Regions from separate parts of the Homo sapiens genome. Here region 2 is linked to region 1. A link is a contact called in ENCODE Hi-C or POLR2A ChIA-PET data. All regions are on one chromosome and are shown on one strand. The core of a region is the stretch at or near the end of the contact, and the rest is flanking DNA. Distances in the headings are between cores, read along the strand shown.

Evidence for each region. Hi-C counts contacts between places; a loop is a spot of excess contacts on that map. ChIA-PET counts read pairs that join two places held with the same protein, here RNA polymerase II (POLR2A). Pooled maps may share reads with other maps.
Region 2: a pooled map shows a loop between it and region 1 (3-fold over the local background). The contact joins the enhancer-like site here to the promoter of NSMCE1 in region 1. A Hi-C loop is called at or near these places in 1 of 50 pooled maps. POLR2A ChIA-PET finds 5 or more read pairs at or near these places in 3 of 52 experiments (A673, activated CD4-positive, alpha-beta T cell and activated T-cell).

What each region holds. Positions count from the first base shown.
Region 1 is chr16:27,266,515-27,271,415 of GRCh38, forward strand. It overlaps NSMCE1 (NSE1 component of SMC5/6 complex), which reads right to left and starts at 2,258. Exons shown (of 8, transcript NM_145080.4): 1 at 2,192-2,258. It overlaps NSMCE1-DT (NSMCE1 divergent transcript), which reads left to right and starts at 1,691. Exons shown (of 5, transcript NR_037184.1): 1 at 1,691-1,730. RefSeq lists a silencer at 2,152-2,231.
Region 2 is chr16:27,112,117-27,116,909 of GRCh38, forward strand. No RefSeq gene overlaps it. Among named protein-coding and RNA genes, the nearest start is that of C16orf82, 48 kb to the left of the region's middle. RefSeq lists an enhancer at 1,077-1,266. Within about 2 kb of position 1,540, at least 3 of the 41 ENCODE cell types and tissues checked have a DNase peak (open chromatin) inside an H3K27ac peak, as active enhancers do.

The DNA.
Region 1 (4,901 bases), core at 1,008-3,507:
GCTAAGGCAGGAGAATCGCTTGAACCCAGGAGGTGGAGGTTGCAGTGAGCCAAGATCGCGTCACTGCACTCTAGCCTGGGCGACAGGGCGAGACTCTGTCACAAAAAGAAAAAAAAAATTACTTTTTTTAAAAAAATTAATTAAAACAGTTTATTGGCTTTAAATGTACATCAGTAAATTTTTAAATGCTAAAAAGTTATGATAAAATAATACAGAACCAAAACATCAAAGAAAATAGAGGCTCAGCAGCATGATTTCAATATATTTTCCCGGATAAACAGATTTTTTTTCTAAGTATATGCCTTTTTATTCAAGAACAAAAACTCCCTAAATTCAATGTTTAGAACTGAATTTTTTTTAACTAAGCCCAGAAAACTGGGGCTCATAAAATAAGGCATAATGTGGGCAGCAAAAGAAAAAAGGAGAAAAAAAATGGGAGAAAAATTGGTTTTAATCCCATGTATAATATAGGTTGGCTGGTTTTGTTTTTGTTTTAGCCAATTTAAGGCAGAATTATCTCTCTGCAACCTTGCAGATAAATCCTAGTGTTTTAGCCATAAGTTTCAAGAGTTCATATATACAGATAAACCAATTAAAAAAACCTTTTCGAAGGCTTTTGAAGCATTATATAAATCTTTAAAATTCCTATCACCCACATTTTAAGAAATACATCTATACGTTTAAATTTATTATTAAATTAATTAAATGCATTAATTAAATCAATTTATTTAAATTTAATAATTTTAAAATAGAAATGTTTGTGGAATAAGTAAATCTCAGTCATACCATTCGTGCGGGTGCTAACACAATTCTAGTGCTTCACATGCCCGACCTCATTTAACCCAAACCAGAACAACCTTATGAGCAAAGGGTCACTGACCCCATCTTACAGATGAGGAAACTGAGACTAAGAGGGCACAAGGTGACACACAAGAGTTGGTGGCAGAGATAGACGTGACCATACAACAGCACAGTTCCTGTTTTCAAGGACACTCTCTATCCAGCGAGAGTGAGAAAAGTGAGTGAACAGAACAACTACAATCCAGGTCCCTCATCTGCAACCCTCAAATCTAAAAAGGTATGAATACTAGTGGATGATCGGATGCAGGGGAAAAAAAAAAAAAAGTCTGAATACCAAAACTTGTTTAAGTTGGAAAACTTGACCTGACTTAAGGTGAGGCTATTTATGGTTATTTATCCCAACAGTGTAAATATATGCATTTTTTTTTTTGAGACGGAGTTTCGCTCTTGTTGCCCAAGCTGGAGTGAAGTGGCACGATCTTGATTCACTGCAACCTCCGCCTCCCGGGTTCAAGCGATTCTCCTGCCTCAGCCTTCCGTCTCAGCCTCCCGAGTAGCTGGGATTACAGGCACGCACCACCACGCCCGGCTAATTTTTTGTATTTTTAGTAGAGACAGGGTTTCACCATATTAGCCAGGCTGGTTTCGAACTCCGAACCTCAGGTGATCCGCCCCCCTCAGCTTCCCAAAGTGCTGGAATTATAGCCGTGGGCCACCGCGACCAGGTCAATGTAATATATGCGTATCTTCATAACTTTAGCTGTGGAAAGGGTCGTGTATTTGATTACAAGCCGCTGCTCCAGCCCCCTCTGAGGGTGAAACCTAACATAGAACATAGGGACTTTACCTTTCCAAACTCCGAGAACTCCTCGATTTTAAACGCATCTGGCCTCGGGGCTGTAACATAAGCGGCTGCGGACTTGTACAAAGTAAGAAACTCCGTACACAAAACAGAGGGGAGCACGGAGGGCGGCGGGACAAAGAGGGTGGTCGGCAAAGGCTGTATTTTCCATAGATGTAATCACAGTTTGAATCGAATTTTATATTTTGCTTTTTCACCTGTTACAATGAAAAGTATCTTTACCTGTTAAATCGTAATTACGATTAAAAATATTTTTCACTAAATAGTAAGATTTTTAGATGTCTGCGTGTGTGTTGCGGGAGGACATCCCAGTCCGCTGTTTTCTGCGGCCCCTGTCTGGGCCTCAGTTTCCCCATCAAGAAGGGGGAAACCCCAAGACCCCAGTCCCCGAGTTCCACAGCCCACGGGGACCGACCCCGGGGCCGGACCCCACTGCCTGTCTCGCCCACCCCACCTTCCGTCCTCCCCTCGCCTTCCTTGAAGTCCCTCTTCTTTCCCCTCCAACCCCTAGCTCCCCACGTTACCCACCAGGGAGCCCAAGCGCATCCCAGGCCGCGCTAGCGGATACGGTCGCAAGGTGGACTCTTCTTCCTTTGAGGCGGGGCGAACGCGAACGCGGCGTTCCCATTGGTGGCCTGCGGCTTATTCGCCCGTCCGTTGAGTGACGCACTTCCGGTTCTCCGTTTGCGCCATTGCCCTGGTGGTTCCGCCTCGTGGGTTAGATCCCAAATTACGCCCGCTCTCGATCCTTAATAATGGGAAGGGGCTTCCACTTGTCGCCCTCCGCCTCCTGCACCTCAGTGACTTCCCTGACCAAGGAGGAAGAATTGGCGTGCAGCCTGGGCTTCCCTCAATGGCCACCATTCCGCTGGCACAATGTAGTGCCCTGCCCCGGGCCTCAGTTTCCCCATCTGTGGAACTGAGTGTGGCCTCGACGTCAAAAATGTGGACTCTGGTCCGGTCGCGGTGGCTCACGCCTGTAAGTAATCCCAGCACTTTGGGAGACCAAGGCGGGCCGATCACTTGAGGTCAGGAGTTCGAGACCAGCTTGGCCAACATGGTGAAACCCCCGTCCCTACTAAAAATACAAAAAGTAGCCGGGCGTGGTGGTGTGTGCCTGTAATCCCAGCTACCCGGGAGGCTGAGGCAGGAGAATCACTTGAACCCGAGAGGCAGAGGTTGCAGTGAGCCAGATCGTACCACAGCACTCGAGCCTGGGTGACAGAGCTCAAAAAAAAAGAAAAGAAAAATGTGGACTCTGTGGTCATAGAGCCTGATCTAGAATCCTGGCTCTGCCACTTACTAGTTGGCAGGCGCTTGGGCAAGTCACTGAGCCTCAGTTTCCTCTTCCATTAAATGAGGATATTAGTTCTTGCAAAATAGTGTTGGTGAGATTTACAAGAGATAATAACACCTATATCAGGTGCTTAGCATGGCCATTGAAAAGTGTCACATGGGAGTGCTGATTATATGTTAACTGTTATCTTACCTAGGGATTGTGAGAAAGCAAGTGAAATTACTCGTGGAAGTGAATGGACTGCTTTGAGTCTTCAAGGCGTTAATTTTCCAAACGTTTGAATTCTATCCCTGGTCTGAGAGCTAGGGATGCAGCCTAGCAAGGGAAACAGGTAACTAATATAGAACAGCAGTACCTGCAAATATCTGTCTCTGTGAGGATAGATCAAATCCAGGCTTGGTCACTCACCACCCCTGTGATCTTGGACAACCTCTTAACCTCTCTGGGCTTCAGTTTCATCTGCTAAGTGGGAAAGCAGTGGTGTGTGGTGATTAAAAGCTTCAGCTTTGGAGCTGGATGGTCAACATGGAATCCTGGGCCTTAAACTCAGTGTCTCTGAGACATAGGACAAAGTACAGTCAGCTGTCCATGTTTACAGGTTCCCCATCTACGGATTGAAGCAACTGTGGGTGGTTAATATTTGTGGGGGAAAACAGTAAAAAATAACAGTTCAACAATAAAAATAATACAGATTCCGAAAGCAATACAGCATAGCAATTACTTATATAGCATTTACATTGTATTAAGTATTGTAAGTAATTTAAAGATGATTTTCAATATACTGGAGGATTTGTGTAGGTTAAATGCAAGTATTCTCGCATTTTGTAAGCACCCAATGGTTCTCCTTGCCTGCTTCCTAGACAGAACCAATTTATCAAGACAGGGGAATTGCAATAGAGAAAGTTTAATTCACACAGAGCTGGCTGAACAGGAGACCACAGTTTTATTATTACTCAAATCAGTCTCCCTGGAAATTCAGGGTTTTCAAGGATAATTTGGTGGCTGGAGGTGCTGGGGATTAGAGAGTGTTGATAGGTTGGATCAGAGAGGAAAGGAGTCAAAGCTGTCCTCTTGCACTGAGTCAGATCCTGGGTTAGGACCATAGGACCAGATTAGCCAGATTACAGGGCTGGGTGGCGTCAGCTGGTGCATTAGAACACGGGTTCTGCAAAATATCTCAAGCACTGATTTTAGGTTTTAGAACAGTGATGTTACTCCCGGAAGCAATCTGGGGAGGGTCAGAATCTTGTAGCCTCCAGCTTGCGTGACCTCCTAAACCATAATTTCTAATCTTTTAGCTAATTTGTTAGTCTACAAAGGCAGACCCGTTCCTAGGCAAGGAGGGGATTTGTTTTGGGAAAGGGCTATTATTGCCTTTGTTTCAAAGTTAAACTATAAACTAAGTTCTTTCCAACATTAATTCCACCTATGTCCAGGAATGATCAAGGACAGCTTGGAAGTTAGAAGCAAGATGGAGTCAGGCCAGATCTCTTTCACTATCATAATTTTCTCAGTTATGCTTTTTACAAAGGTGGTTTTGATTTTACATAAGGGACTTGAGCATCGAGAATTTTGGTATCCATGGGGACTAAGGTACCAATCCCTCACAGATACTAAGGGATGACTGAGCTCAAGTTTTCAGCTTCAGTTTGCTCATCTATAAAGCAGGTTTAATAATAACACTTTGTTGATAATGTTATTCTGAAGATTAAAGGAAGAGTAAACGTAAACTACTTAGAAGAGTGTCTCTGGCACATTGTAAGCCCTCAATAAGTGTGAACTAACACCACTAATAAGTTCTTTATAAACTGCCTAATAGGTAGTCAAATAAGAGGGGAAATAAAGCCCTAAGGAGTAATATTTGTGTTTTGTTTGCCCTACATGGTTTTGTGAAATTTTCTATTCATTATCAATATTTAAAGTTGGGGTTTTCAATCTTTG
Region 2 (4,793 bases), core at 290-2,789, 160 kb before region 1:
TCCATTTCCTCAGGCCTGCAAAACAGGGATGAAGCGGGGTTCCTGCCTTGGCTGGATTGTTCATTTGGGGGATTGAATGAGACAATGCAAGTAACTTGCCTGCCCAGCAAGAAACCTGGATCATTGAACCAAAGGATGGATGGATGAATGAATGAATGAATGAATGAATGTCATAAATGTTAGTCCCCTTCCTTGTCCCCCAATTCTTTAACAGTAAAAAAAAGAAAGAAAAGTCTGCTAGGCTCCTGCTCTGCTCACTTTCTTGCATGCCACAAATGCTCATGTATTTCCTCCAGCTAGTCCCAAATGATGTGCACGTGATGGTGCACTTACATCCCGTCTCTAGAGCAGAGCTCCTGGGGCAGTAAAGCTCCAGTTCCAGGCTGATGTCTAATGCAAGATATCTCACCTGAGTCCTACACAGGGCTTCCTTGAATCAGACAGACCCAGGTCCAAATCCTCACGTGCACAGATGTGCTGTGTGACCTTGGGCAGATGGCTTAACTTCTCTGATGCCAGACTCCTTCAGCTGTAAGGAGGACATCTGCCACATAGGTTCTCCTAAGGACTTCATCTAAGCCCCCTTTCCCTGTGAAGTGGTGAGGGTAGGCAAAGGGAGCAAATCCAGAGGGTAAAGTCATATGCACTTTGCTGTGAGCTTCCTGAGCTTCAAGAGAGGCTGAGATTAAGCCATCCATTATTTTTCTTCCTTTTTTGTGTGTGCATCTTTTTTTTTTTTTTTCTTTTTTTGAGAGGGAGTTTTGCTCTTGTCGCCCAGGCTGGAGTGCAGTGGTGCAATCTTGGCTCACTACAACCTCTGCCTCCCGGGTTCAAGTGATTCTCCTGCCTCCGCCTCCCAAGTACCTCGGATTACAGGCACTTGCCACCATGCCCGGCTAATTTTTGTATTTTTAGCAGAGATAGGGTTTCACCGTGTTGGCCAGGCTGGTCTCGAACTCCTGACCTCAGGTGATCCACCTGCCTCCGCCTCCCAAAGTGCTGGGATTACAGGAGAGATCCACTGCGCCTGGTCCCTCGTGCTTCTTTATCACATGACCTGACTCCCTTGCACCCAATCCACCACCACCTGTCAGTTTCACCTCAGATATCAACACAAGGCCCTGCTCTCTTCTCCAGCCTTGCTGCTTCCTCCGGGCCCAAGCTCCCATCACCACCAACCCGAATAGCTCCGGCAGCCTCCACTGCCACGCACCTCCCCACCCTCCAGACAGCAGCCTGAGAGGGTAAGACAATCCAGATCAGATCCCACCCCGGCTTAAACCCAGCCATGGCTTCTCATTGACCTCAGAATAAAATGCACGCTGCCTGTTCTGACTGTGCTGCAGTTTCCGTTTGTCCTCGGGCTTCCTCTCCAGCCTTCTGCACCCGGCCCAGTACTCAGACCTGACCTGTGTCTGGAGGCTGACCTGCAGAGGCTGCATCAACCTTTGCTCTCTGCCATCTGGCTCCTGATTGACTTCAACCAATAGGAGTAAGAGGTGAAGCAGGAGGTCAGCGAGCAGGAGGAGAGAGAGGTGGGGTATTACTCCCCGGCTTCCTCTCTGCTTGGCCATGGGTGACAGCAGCTGGGTCCCTTGGGTGAGAGCTGTGGGCCACCTCCTACAGCTACCGCTCTGGCTGGGTTCCCCTAACTAACAGGGCCTTCCTGGCCCATTTAGGACTGAAGATGGTAACAAGTGCCCCACTGCTGCTGGTCCCAAAGTCCTTTGTTACCTCTTTTCAGTTTCTCTCAACCTGATCCACACCTCCATAAAGAGGGAGGCTGAGGCAAGAGGATCACCTGAGCCTAGGAGGTCGAGGCTGCAGTGAGCCGTGATCGCACCACTGCACTCCAGCCTGGGCAACAGAGTGAGACCCTGTCTCAAAAAAAACAAAAAGAGTCCTTTCATTCTTTCACTAAACTTTCACCAATGACCCCACCCCTTGAGTGTGCTGTCTGTATCCTGCCTGCACGGTAACTGGCAATAAGACCCTCATGCTCTAGCCCCTGCCCAGCTCCCAACCCCCTCACACAACTCTTCCAGCTCCTTTGCTATGCTCTGGCCATACCTGGCTCCTTTCTGTCCCTCAGCTGCACCAAGCCTGTGGCCTCGTTAGTGCCACATATTTTCTGTTCCATCTACCTTGGGACACTGTTCCCAGATCTTTATGCAGCTGGTCTCAGCCCAAATGTCACTCTTCAGGGAGGCTTTCCCTGACCACCTGTCACACACACTCATCCATATCCTTCACTTGACTGATAACCAATCCAGAATTAACCTCTTCAGTTCTTTGTGGGTTTGTTTCTGTTTATACCTATAGCAATGTTGATTCTGGCCAAGCATCATGGTGGCTCACATCTATAATCCCAGTGCTTCGGGAGGCTTAGGCAGAAGGATTGCTTGAGCCCAGGAGTTTGAGACCAGTCTGGGCAATATAGCACAACCCCATCTCTACAACAATACAAAAAAAAAAAAAAAAGATTAGCCAGGCATGGTGGTGTGTGCCTGTAGTCCCAGCTGCATGGGAGGTTGAGGTGGGAGGATTGTTTGAGCCCAGGAGCTGGAGGCTACAGTGAGCTATGATCTCACCACTGTATTCCCAGCCTGGGTAACAGAGTGAGATCTTGTCTTTTGAAAAAAAAAGAGTTACTTACACAAGGGCAGTCTTTTTTTCCACTAGTCTTTTTGTTCACTGCTGTAGTCCTGGCAGTAGTGAACATAAGGGGTCTTGATAAATATTTGTGGAATTAAAAAAAGCTTTATGTTCACTCTGGAGAGAGTGAGGACACTCACTCTGGAACCCCTGAAGGCAGAGGGTGCCCTGGGGTCTCTTTTCCAGGTTATGATCAGGCCTTTCTTGCCTCAAATCTCTCCACATCACCTCTCAGGGTCCACAAATTCTCGCACTTCAGTAACATCCCCAGTTGTGCTTCCTGAGAAGTAGCTGGGTGCTGATGAAAGAGCTTTGGCACAGGGCTCAGACACACCTGGGTTTCACTCCTGGCTCTGCTATGCCCATTGCCTCTCTGGCCCTCAGTTCCGCCATCTATTAAAAAGGAAACCCAAATGGAACCCAACATACTGGGGTCGTGGAAAGGAGCAATGAGACCCAGGCACGTAAGGCAGCCAGCACTGCCCTGCCCCATGCCAGGGATTTGAAGAGCAGCAAAGAGAATGAGATGCTGAAGGGTCCCTGGGAAAGGGTCCCGGGTCTTCCCCACCCAGGCTGAAGCCCAATCAGGAGAGGAAGGTGGACCTGTGAAGGTAGGGGCGGTGCCTAGACTAATGTAGCTGGGAGAGGCTTCCAGAGCTCTCCATGCACAAGCTGGTGTGGAGCAGTGCAGGAGTCCCAGGCGTGTAAGAGCAATGTGGACGTGGTGAAGGACTCAGGAGGGTTCAGAAAAATTCAGTAATTGTCTGGGCGTGGTGGTTCATGCCTGTAATCCCAACATTTTGGGAGGCTGAGGCAGGTGGATCACCTGAGGTCAGGAGTTTGAGACCAGCCTGGCTAATGTGGTGAAACCCCCTCTCCACTAAAAAGACAAAAATTAGCTGGGCATGGTGGCGCATCCCTGTAATCCCGGCTATTCAGGAGGCTGCGGCAGGAGAATCACTTGAACCTGGGAGGTGGAGGTTGCAGTGAGCCGAGATGATGCCACTGCACTCCAGCCTAGGCGATAGAGTGAGACTCCGCCTCAAAAAAAACAAGAAAAAAAAAAAGGAAGAAAAGAAAAAGAAAAGGAAAGAAAAGCTCAGTAACTTCCCAGTGCATCTCATTGAACTTAGCATGGGCACCCACCTGATCTCAATGCACCCAGGAGTTGGCATTCGAGGGCAGCAAGGAGCATCCCTCAGACTTGGATGCAGTTATACACAGCGCCACAGCAGCACGCATGGCCTGACGTCAAAGACTGGCTGAGAATCTCAGAAAATCATGGATGTCCCCTCCCCAACACCCTGACCTCCGCCCCTGCCGAACTTAGGGGTAACCCCAAGGAATGTAAGGAAACCTAAATTGATTGGAAGAATGGACACAAATTAAACATGGTTATGAACTTTGTTAGTCCATTTTGCATTGCTGTAAAGGAATACCTGAGGCTGGGTAATTTATTAAAAGAAAGGAGGTTTATTTGGCTCAAGGTTCTGCAGGCTGTGCAAGCATGGTGCCAGCATCTGCTCAGTTTCTGGTGAGGCCTCAGGAAGCTTTTAATCATGGCAGAGAGGAAGAGGAGCCAACGTGTCACATGATGAGAGGGAGCAAGAGAGACATGGGAGGTCCTAGACTCTATTCTTCCTTTAATTTTTCAACTTTTGTGGGTACATAGTAGTGTATATATTTATGGGGTACATGAGAGATTTTGATACAGGCAGGCAATGCATAATAATCCTATCAAGGTAAACGGGGGATCCATCATTGGAAGCATTTATCCTTTGTGTTACAAACAAGCCAATTACACTCTTTTAGTTATTTATAAATGTGTAATTAAATTATTATTGACCATAGTCACACTGTTGTGCTATCAAATCTATCAAATACTAGGTCTAATTCTCCTTTTTTTTTTTTTTTTTTTTTTTTTTTGAGATGAAGTCTCGCTCTGTTGCCCAGGCTGGAATGCAGTGGCATGACCTCAGCTCACTACAACCTCCTCCTCCCAGGTTCAAGTGATTCTCCTGCATCAGCCTCCTGAGTAGCTGGAGCTACAGGCACCCACCACCACACCTGGCTAATTTTTGTATTTTTAGTGGAGATGGGGTTTCACTATGTTGGCAAGGCTGGTCTTGAATTCCTGA